Linked DNA regions of Homo sapiens: region 2 is linked to region 1. A link is an interaction called in ENCODE POLR2A ChIA-PET data of the cell type or tissue named here. Cell type or tissue: GM12878. All regions are shown on one strand.

The links. ChIA-PET counts read pairs that join two places held together with the same protein. Peaks named below come from ENCODE experiments on the same cell type or tissue, not always from the same donor. Only the 100,000 strongest peaks of a DNase experiment are listed, where the experiment ranks them.
Region 2: POLR2A ChIA-PET joins it to region 1 with 6 read pairs; 18 of 35 experiments call an interaction of 5 or more read pairs at or near these places.

Annotation. Positions count from the first base shown.
Region 1 is chr2:61,447,595-61,452,594 of GRCh38, reverse strand. All of the region lies in intron 1 of USP34 (ubiquitin specific peptidase 34), which reads left to right. Among named protein-coding and RNA genes, the nearest start is that of USP34, 21 kb to the left of the region's middle. RefSeq lists a silencer at 2,219-2,318. In GM12878, no CTCF peak of the experiment used is centred here; a DNase peak (open chromatin) is centred at 2,200.
Region 2 is chr2:61,528,988-61,533,987 of GRCh38, reverse strand. XPO1 (exportin 1) reads left to right here. Exons shown (of 25, transcript NM_003400.4): 2 at 85-216. The coding sequence starts at 91. Among named protein-coding and RNA genes, the nearest start is that of XPO1, 6.9 kb to the left of the region's middle. In GM12878, no CTCF peak of the experiment used is centred here; no DNase peak of the experiment used is centred here; H3K4me3 peaks cover 2,337 bases.

The DNA of each region.
Region 1 (5,000 bases):
CCAGCACTTTGGCGGGAGGCTGAGGCGGGTGGATCACCACCTGAGGTCAGGAGACCAGCCTGACCAACATGGTGAAACCCTGTCTCTACCCAAAATACAAAAATTAGTAGGGTGTGGTGATGCATGCCTATAATCCCAGCCACTTGGGAGGCTGAGGCACGAGAATCTCTTGAACCCCGGAGGTCGAGGTTGCAATGAGCTGAGATCGCGCCACTACACTCTAGCCTGGGTGACAGAGTGAGACTCTGTCTCAAAAAAAAAAAAAAAAAAAAAAAAGTGCCGGGAATTATAGGCACGAGCCACTTCACTTGGCATGGTTCTTGAGTTTTAATGGCAAGTAGTCTTTTGTTATTTAGAAAGGTCATTCCCACTCAAGATTAGATACTCAATTAAGTCTTTTTCTTTCTTTTTTTTTTTTTTTGAGACGGAGTCTCGCTCTGTCGCCCAGGCTGGAGTGCAGTGGCATGATCTCGGCTCACTGCAAGCTCCGCCTCCTGGGTTCACACCATTCTCCTGCCTCAGCCTCCCGAGTAGCTGGGACTACAGGCGCCCGCCACCACGCCCGGCTAATTTTTTGTATTTTTAGTAGAGACGGGTTTCACCGTGTTAGCCAGGATGGTCTCGATCTCCTGACCTCGTGATCCGCCCGCCTCAGCCTCCCAAAGTGCTGGGATTCCAGGCGTGAGCCACTGCGCCCGGCTTTCAATTAAGTCTTTTTCTAGCTTTTATGGATTTGTTAAATTTAATTTTTTATTCATCTGGAATTTATTTTGGTATCAAGTATGAAGTAGGATCTAACATTAATTTTTCTGAACAATGACTTAGTGATTTTAGCAAATTTGAATTTCTCTCTTTTCCATTGATTTGAAATGCCAGGTCTGTCTGGTTTTTTGTTTTTTTGTTTTTTTTTTTGAGGCGGGGTTTCGCTCTTGTTGCCCAGGTTGGAGTGCAATGGCATGATCTTGGCTCACCACAACCTCCGTCTCCCAGGTTGAAACGATTCTCCTGCCTCAACCTTCCGAGTAGCTGGGATTGCAGGCATGTGCCACCATGCCCGGTTAAGTTTGCATTTTTAGTAGAGACGGGGTTTCTCTCTTGGTCAGGCTGGTCGTGAGCTGCCAACCTCAGATGATCCGCCCACCTTGGCCTCCCGAAGTGCTGGGATTACAGGCGTGAGCCACCGCACCCAGCACCATGTCTGTCTTGTACAGAATTTATGAGTATATTCTTGGAGGCCTATTTTTAAGCTGTTTATTATTTCATCATCTAGTTTTAATTTAGTCACTTTATAATTTATCTTTGTGCCTGGTGCCGTTAAACCAAATAGGTTGTGAAAAGTTATTCATTTCTTTTTTTTTTTTTTTTTTTTTTTTTGAGATGAAGCCTCACACTGTCACCTGGGCTGGAGTGCAGTGGCATGATCTCGGCTCACTGCAACTTCCACCTCTCGGGTTCAAGTGATTCTCCTGTCTCAGCGTCCCGAGTAGCTGGAATTATAGGCGCCTACCACCATGCCCAGCCAATTTTTTTTACATTTTTAGTAGAGATGGGGTTTCACCATGTTGACCAGGCTGGTCTTGAACTCTTGACCTCGTGATCCGCCTGCCTTGGCCTCCCAAAGTGCTGGGATTACAGGTGTGAGCCACCGTGCCTGGCCAAGTTACTCATTTGTTAAGATGAAACTTTAGAATCCTTTTTTTTTTTTTTTGCATCTCCTCCGTTTCTATTGGAATTTTTATTGAAATTGGATTATGTTTATAAGTGGGGTAAGAGTTGACATCTTACGGTGTCTTTCCCGAAAGGAAATAATGTATCTTCCCATTTTTACATAATTTTTGTTTCTTTTTGACGTTTTATATTTTTCCCCTTTATGTAGGTTCTGCGTATTTCTTTTTACATGTACTCCTGGATATTTTTGTTTGTTGTTCCCAATTAAAATGGTATATTTGCACATCTTTATCATTTATTTTACTTTATTATTTATTTGGTATTTTTAGTAGAGACAGGATTTCACCATGTTGGCCGGGCTGGTCTCAAACTCCTGCCCTCAAGTGATCTCCCTACCTCAGCCTCCCATACTTTATAATTTTTTTAACAGCTATAGTGAACTATTGGGTTGGTGCGAAAATAATTGGGGTTTTGCCACTTGTAAACCACAATTACTTTTGTACCAATCTAATAAATTCACATACCTTACTGGCACCCGACTGATTCAGAGTTGTGCAACCATCACCACAAACAAGTCTAGAACACTTTATCACCTCAATAGGATTCCCCTACCTTTTAGCAATCAGTCACCCTAAGCTACTTCCCATTTCAGTAGCACGAAGCAACAACCAATATGCATTCTTAATATATTTGCCTATTCTGAACCTTTCGTGTATATGGAATACTAATATTTGTTTTTTTTGTGACTGCCTACTTTCACTTAGCATAATGCTTTCCAGTTTTGTCCATGTTGTAGCATATGCCAGTACTTCAGTCCTTTTTTTTTGTTTAAGACTTTTTGTATTTTTATTTTTATTTTTTGAGACAGAGTCTTGGTTTGTTGCCCAGGCTGGAGTGCAGTGGCATGAACTTTGTTCACTGCAGGCTCTGCCTCCTGGGTTCAAGTGATTCTCCAGCCTCAGCCTCCCGAGTAGCTGGGACTACAGGCGTGCGCCACCATGCCCAGCTTATTTTTGTATTTTTAGTAGAGACGGGGTTTCACCATATTGGCCAGGCTGGTCTCGCACTCCTGACTTCGTGATCCACCCACCTCAGCCTCCCAAAGTGCTGGGATTACAGGCGTGAGCCACCGCGCCGGCTGATACAACTTCATTCTTTTGCATGAGGCTGTTCAGTTGTCCAAGCTTCATTTTTAGAAAAATCTATTCTTTCTGTTGCATGGTCTTGGCATCCTTGTTTGAAAGTCATTTGCCTGTACATATATAGGGTTTTTTTCTGTACTCTGTATTCTGTTTCATTGATCTGTATGTCTATCCTTACGCCAGTACTACACTGTCTTGATTGCTGTGGCTTTGTAATAAGATTGGAAGTCAGAAAGTGTAAATCTTTGTTTTTTTTTTGTTTTTGTTTTTTTTTTCAAAATTATGTTGGCTCTTCAGGGTCCCTTGAGTTTCCTTCTGAGTTTTAGGATCAACTTGAAAACTTCTACAAAGATGCCAGCTGGAATTCTGGTAGAGATTGTAGTGAATCTGTGTATCAAGTTGAGGATTATTACTATCTTAACAATATTAAGTCTCCTGATCCATGAACATGGGATATCTTTCTATTTATTTAGGTTGTCTATAATGCTTTAAACAATATTTTGTAGTTTCCTACTTTTTTTTTTTTTTTTAAGAGGGAGTCTCACTGTCATCCAGGCTGCAGTACAGTGGCATGACTTCTGCCTTCCAGGTTCGAGCGCTCCTCTTGTCCCTCCTGTCCCTCCCGTCCCTCCATTCCCTCCTTCCTGTTGCCCAGGCTGGAGTGCAGTGGCACGATCTTGGCTCACCGCAACATCCACCTCCCAGGTTCAAGCAGTTCTCCTGCCTCAGCCTCCAGAGTAGCTGGGATGATTACAGGCATGCGCCACCACACCTTGCTAATTTTTATATTTTTAGTAGAGACAGGTTTTTCCATGTTGGCCAGGCTGGTCTCGAACTCCCAACCTCAGGTGATCCACCTGCCTTGGCCTCCCAGAGTGCTGAGATTACAGGCATGAGCCACTGTATCCGGCCTCTGGCCTGCACTTTTTGTTATTCAATACATTTTGGGCAAAGAATAAGAATCTTATTCTTTCTGATGCTATTGTAAAATTGTTTTTCTAGATTTTACATCTGAATTGTTCATTGCTAATATATAGAAATATGGTTGATTTGGTACCTTGATCTTGTATCCTGCAACCTTGAACTCATTTGTAAATTGTTTAGTGGATCCCTTAGGACTTTTTTATGTATGTCATCTATGGATGGAAACAGTTTCTTTATTCTTTCCATTTGGGATGACTTTTACTTCATATACTCATTATTAAAAATATATCTTCATTTGGCTTGATCAGTGGTTATCAAAGTATGATCTGTCAACCATGGAGGTCCCAGAGAGCCTGTCAAAGAGTTGTCAAGATAAGATATTCTTTGCATTTTTTTTCCCCGTCCTTGAGACAGGGCCTCACTCACTCTGTTTCCTGGGCCAGAGTGTGGTGCTATTATCAGCTTACTACAGACTTGAACCCCTCAGCTAAGGTGATCCTCCTGGGACTGCAGGCATGTGCCACCACACCAGGCTAAATTTTTTTATTTTTGTAGAGACAGATCTCACTGTGTTGCCCAGTCTGGTCTTGAACTCCTGGCCTGAAGCAGTCCTCCTGCCTTGGCCGCCCAAAGTACTGGGATTATAGACATGGGCATTCATGCCTGGCCAGTTTGTGTTTTTCATTGTGTTGACATTTTCATTGATAGTGCAAAAGTGTCATGGATAAAACTACTGGCCACTTTGTATGAAGAAAGACAGTGGCATTAAGTAGATGTTGTATTCCTTACTCCCAAACATTTGTTATTTAAAATAAATTTTGACTTGATGTTCAATTTTATTAAATTTCACAGATCCTTGGCTCTTGCCTGTAATCCCAGTATTTTGGGAGGCCAAGGCAGGTGGATCACCTGAGGTCAGGAGTTCAAGAACAGCCTGGCCAACATGGTGAAACCTTGTCTCTACTAAAAATACAAAAATTAGTTTGGTGTGGTGGCGCGCACCTGCAATCCCAACTACTTGGGAGGCTGAGGCAGGAGAATGGCTTGATCCCAGTAGGCGGAGGTTGCAGCAAGCCGAGATTGCACCACTGCACTCCAGCCTAGGCGACAGAGTGAGACTGTCTCAAATAAATAAATAAATAAAAGAAAAAACCCAAAACTAAAAAAACCAATTTCACAGATCTTGTATTCATGTCTTTTTATATTCTGTGATGAAATGAGTTCATATAAAGCATTTCTTCTCTCCTTAGTGCAGTAAGATGGTTA
Region 2 (5,000 bases), 81 kb before region 1:
TGGTTGAAGTAAAATAACTTGTAGGAAGTTTTTGATAATACCAAAACTTGATAGGCAGCTTCAATTTTTTTTCTTTATTTTCAGTAATCTATGCCAGCAATTATGACAATGTTAGCAGACCATGCAGCTCGTCAGCTGCTTGATTTCAGCCAAAAACTGGATATCAACTTATTAGATAATGTGGTGAATTGCTTATACCATGGAGAAGGAGCCCAGGTAAAGTAGCCAACCAAAACTTTATAACATTATGACAGTGTAACAGAGTTGTTGGGTTTAGAATAAAATTTTAAATTATCACCTTTAAAAAAGATATTCCATAGTTTGCATTAATTTGGAATTCTGTATTAACCATAATGAAAATTGGTTTGGAGAAAGAAATTGCATGTTTGACATGGTTAGAGTGGGTTGTTTTGGAATATTATACTTGTTTTGTCCTTAAGAGCCAAATGTTATTAAATACTTTGTAGGTATTAAAGGTTCTCTGTACTTTTATATATACTTAATATGTTTGGCACTAATACGATTCTTCTACTTTTAAAACATTTACAGAAGTACTTCACAGATATGTTTGTTTAAATAAAAACAGGAATACCAAGTATTTTTATGTTAGTTGAATTTTGTGCACTTTTCAAAGTGGTACTGTTAATGTAGGGAATTATCTTAAACATAAACCAAATTTTGATCAGTTTAAGATTTTTGGTTTTTTTGAACCCAACTAAAAGGTGAAACAGAAATGTGTGTACAATTTTAAATTGTATATGTCACAAGAAAAAAAACTTGATTTTTTACCTGTGGGGCCAAACTTTTTTTTGAGACAGTCTCGCTCTGTGGTCCAGGCAGGAGTGCAGTGGCGCTATCTCAGCTCACTGCAACCCCTGCCTCCTGGGTTCAAGCGATTGTCTTGCCTCAGCCTCCCTGGTAGCTGGGATTACAGGCACACGCCACCATGCCTGGCTAATTTTTGTATTTTTAGTAGAGATGGGGTTTCACCGTGTTGGCCAGGCTGGTCTTGGAACTCCTGACCTCAGGTGATCCACCTGACTCGGCCTCCCAAAGTGCTGGGATTACAGGCATGAGCCACCGCGTGCTGGCCCAAACATGTTTTTGAATGAGTAAAAAGTTTTGCAGTTGGGTCAGAAATCTTTTTTTTTTTTCAGATGGAGTCTTGCTCTGTCACCAGGCCTGAGTGCAGTGGCACAGTCTCGGCTCACTGCAACCTCTGCCTCCCAGGTTTTCAAGCAATTCACCTGCCTTAGCCTCCCGAGTAGCTGGGACTACAGACGCGCCACCATGCCCAGCTAATTTTTTGTATTTTAGTAGAGATGGGTTTCATCATATTGGCCAGGATGGTCTCCATCTCCTGACCTCGTGATCCGCCTGCCTTGGCCTCCCAAAGTGTGGAGATGACAGGCATGAGCCACCGCGCCTGGCCAGAAATCTTTTATGGTAGTTTTGTTGCCAGAACAGTAGATTTCTGGTTAGATAAATGTTCAGCTAGTAGATGGGAGGTTACTTATATTGTCAAGATATTTATATTTGCATAATTAAGAAACTGAGTGCCGGCCGGGCGCGGTGGCTCACGCCTGTAATCCCAGCACTTTGAGAGGCCGACGCCGGCGGATGACGAGGTCAGGAGATCGAGACCATCCTGGCTAACACGGTGAAACCCCGTCTCTACTAAAAACACAAAAAATTAGCCAGGCGTGGTGGCGGGCGCCTGTAGTCCCAGCTACTCGGGAGGCTGAGGCAGGAGAATGGCGTGAACCCGGGAGGCGGAGCTTGCAGTGAGCCGAGGTTGCGCCACTGCACTCCAGCCTGGGCAACGGCATGAGACTTCGTCTCAAAAATAAAAATAAATAAATAAAATAAAATAAAAAAACCTAAACCTGAGTGCCATTACACTTTCTGAAAATATATAAGGTGGATACAGTACTATCTTTTATAGTAGTCCAAAAAGCATCATGTATAAATGTTTCCATTCCCTTATGAAATGCAACAGTACTGCTTTTACTATAGTAGAAACTTGAAAAAGGTCCATGGAAACGCTAAAAGTAGAAAAAATTACTCTTGCAGTGATTCTGTAAGCTTGTTAGCCCAGGTTTATACTTTTAGGGCGTTTTGATCAGTATATTATCTCCTAAAGCATTCTTGAAAAAATTAACCATCCGTATTTATTATCCCTGTCATTTAGTTGTTACTCATGCTATACATTCAACATGAAGCTTTAAGCTTCATTTCTTCTAGCATGGATGCATAGAAAGCAGCTGCTTTTGGAGGAAGCTATGAAAGTAAGGTTGGGTTCAACTCTGAATGTAATATTGGAAGCACAGGTCTGTAGCCATTGGGAAAAAGGGCATTTAATTTTTTCCGCATAGATTCAGCTACTAATACTGTTTAATCTTCACACTAAACTAGTTCACTACATCTAAAGGTATGATAAATAAACCAACATAGAGCAGTGTTCTTCATGGCTTGTAACAGAATTAGTGGCAATTTTTGTAATTGAGAATATATTACAGCAATACTGCTTTTAATAATGTTTCATAGTATTAAGAAATTTAATGGTTTGTTTTAAAATTGACTTGTTAATAAAAAGTAGATTAAGAAAAGTGTTTCTAAATTTTTTTGTTTGTAAGGACAATAGGTTAACTTTCCCAAAGTAAAAGGATTTTGTCTGCAGTAGTTAATAGATCATGTGACAAAATCAGTTGCGTAGAAATAACTAGCAAACTTATTTTGTATTATAAATGAAGAAACAAGATTTAGAGCTTAAAGCTGGTTAAGGAGTCCTTTTGGTCTCTAAAAGTCCTATGTCGTTAGTTCAGTCTACTTTTCGTTTACCACCTCCTTGGGGGTCTTATTTCAAAGGAAAAGGAGTAGTAGTAGCAGCGAGCTGCTATAGTGGAAAACATGATTTTTAGTGTTAGACGTCTTAATTTGATTCTTGGAAGCTCTCTCTAGTCATTGCTTAAGTCCCATGTACAAATATGACCTGTCCTACAAGAGATTGGAGGGTTAGTTATGAGGTTTAAAAGCACCTATTACAGTGCTTGATAGGTAGAAGGCACTCAGCTTAAAGGGTACATTTAGCAGTATAATGAAAATGATTTAGCATATGTGATACTCATTGCTTAAAATTAAAAAAATTTTTTTTTTGCTACTCATAAAATATGCACTAATGACAAGAAAAATTTATTATGCTAATTAAGCTTTTAAAGTCAACTGGGAAAAAAAGCTGTAGGTAGGTTTTTTTTTTTTTAAAGGAATGTGTAACTTGGGGGAGGGGAAGAAATTATTTACAAGGGTGACTTTTAATCTGTAGACAGAACTTCTGCATACATGGTTAGTATAGTAGGATATTTAGCAGTGTAACATTAGGACTACCCTCTACCCTCTGTTATCAGCATTTTTCTATTTTTAGCCAAGTAGACAGCTAGAAAAAAGATGCGGGAAGAGTTGGATGTTTTCTCCAATATTGTGTTCTGTTAAAGATCTTGAACTCTATTGCTTAGCAACTAAAATGCTTTCACCATTCAGTTAGTAGTACAAGGGAGATGCTAGGTTTTCTCTCTTTAGTTTGCTTTTGTGTCTTTTTTTTTTAAACCCCTGCTGGGGTTTTAAGTTTATAAAGAACATTATGTAAGAATGGTGGGATTAGAATAAATCAGAATGCAAATACTAGAAGTAGCATCAGAGAGTAAAATTACAACTAACAGGAAAGAATATTATTTATGTAGCGATTGATGTGAGTGGTGATAGTGTGGGAAGTATTTGATTCTGTGTAGAATGCTTATCACTTCAAAGCATCTGACAAAATGGTAACTTGACCAAGTAACTTTTACTGTGTGAGGATCTTTGATACAACTTTTCCTCTAGTTAGATAAGGTTATCTAGCTAGATATTCTCAGGGAGAAGACCAAAACACTGCTAAAATGTGCTTTGGCCCTAGATAAGCCACATCATTATTCTTTCGGCCTTCTGTCATTTCTCATATGACACATTATGCCCATCAGTCCTTTAATGAAATCAAATAGAAATGTGTATGATTGTATTTTAAAGTATACACATTAACTCTTGTAACCACAGACTCACAATGGAAGCAGGCGTCTGATCTTTTCAGGCAACCACAGTGGTTCTGGTGGGTTTCTGGGTAGAGAACAACCATATAAGTTATTGAGTGTGTAGCAGTGTGTTTTCCTGATTGATGTATGGGATAGTCATGAATGTGGTATTGTATTTCCTACCTGAGGAAAAGGTCATGATTAAAATAAAGCATCAAAGCCAGGATAAGCATATAATTTCTTTCTTTTTTTTTTTTTTTGTAATGAGACAGAGTCTCACTCTGTAGCCCAGGCTGGAGTGCAGTGGTGTGATCTCAAATCACTGCAACCTCCGCCTTCCGGGTCCTGGTTCAAGCAATTCTCCTGCCTCAGCCTCCTGAGTAACTGGGATTACAAGTACGCCCCACCATGCCCAGCTAATTTTTGAATTTTTAGTAGAGACGGGGTTTCACCATGTTGGCCAGGCTGGTCTTGAACTTCTGACCTCGTGATCCACCCACCTTGGCCACCCAAAGTGTTGGGATTACAGGCGTGAGCCACGGTGCCCACCCGAGCATACGATTGTTTTAAAAAAGACTAGAATAAAAGCCAAGCTAAAGATTATAAGGTATCTTTGTCAGAAATGGTTGTGAGAGTGCTTCCTACCCTGTTTTTGATGCTTTATTGTTTATAACCATAGAATTAAACCCATGATAAAGTAAAGTATAAGAGAAAGATAACTGACAGATTTTAAAGTCATCAAACTTTTTTCTTGCTCTGTCACACAGGCTGGAGCACAATGGCTTGATCACAGCTCACTGCAGCCTTGACTTCCCAGGCTCAATCTTCCCACCTCAGCCTCCTGAGTAGCTGGGACCATAAGTGCGTGTCCCACCACACCTGGCTCATTATTAATTTTTCTTTGTTGCCCAGGCTGGTCTTGAACTCCTGGGATTACAG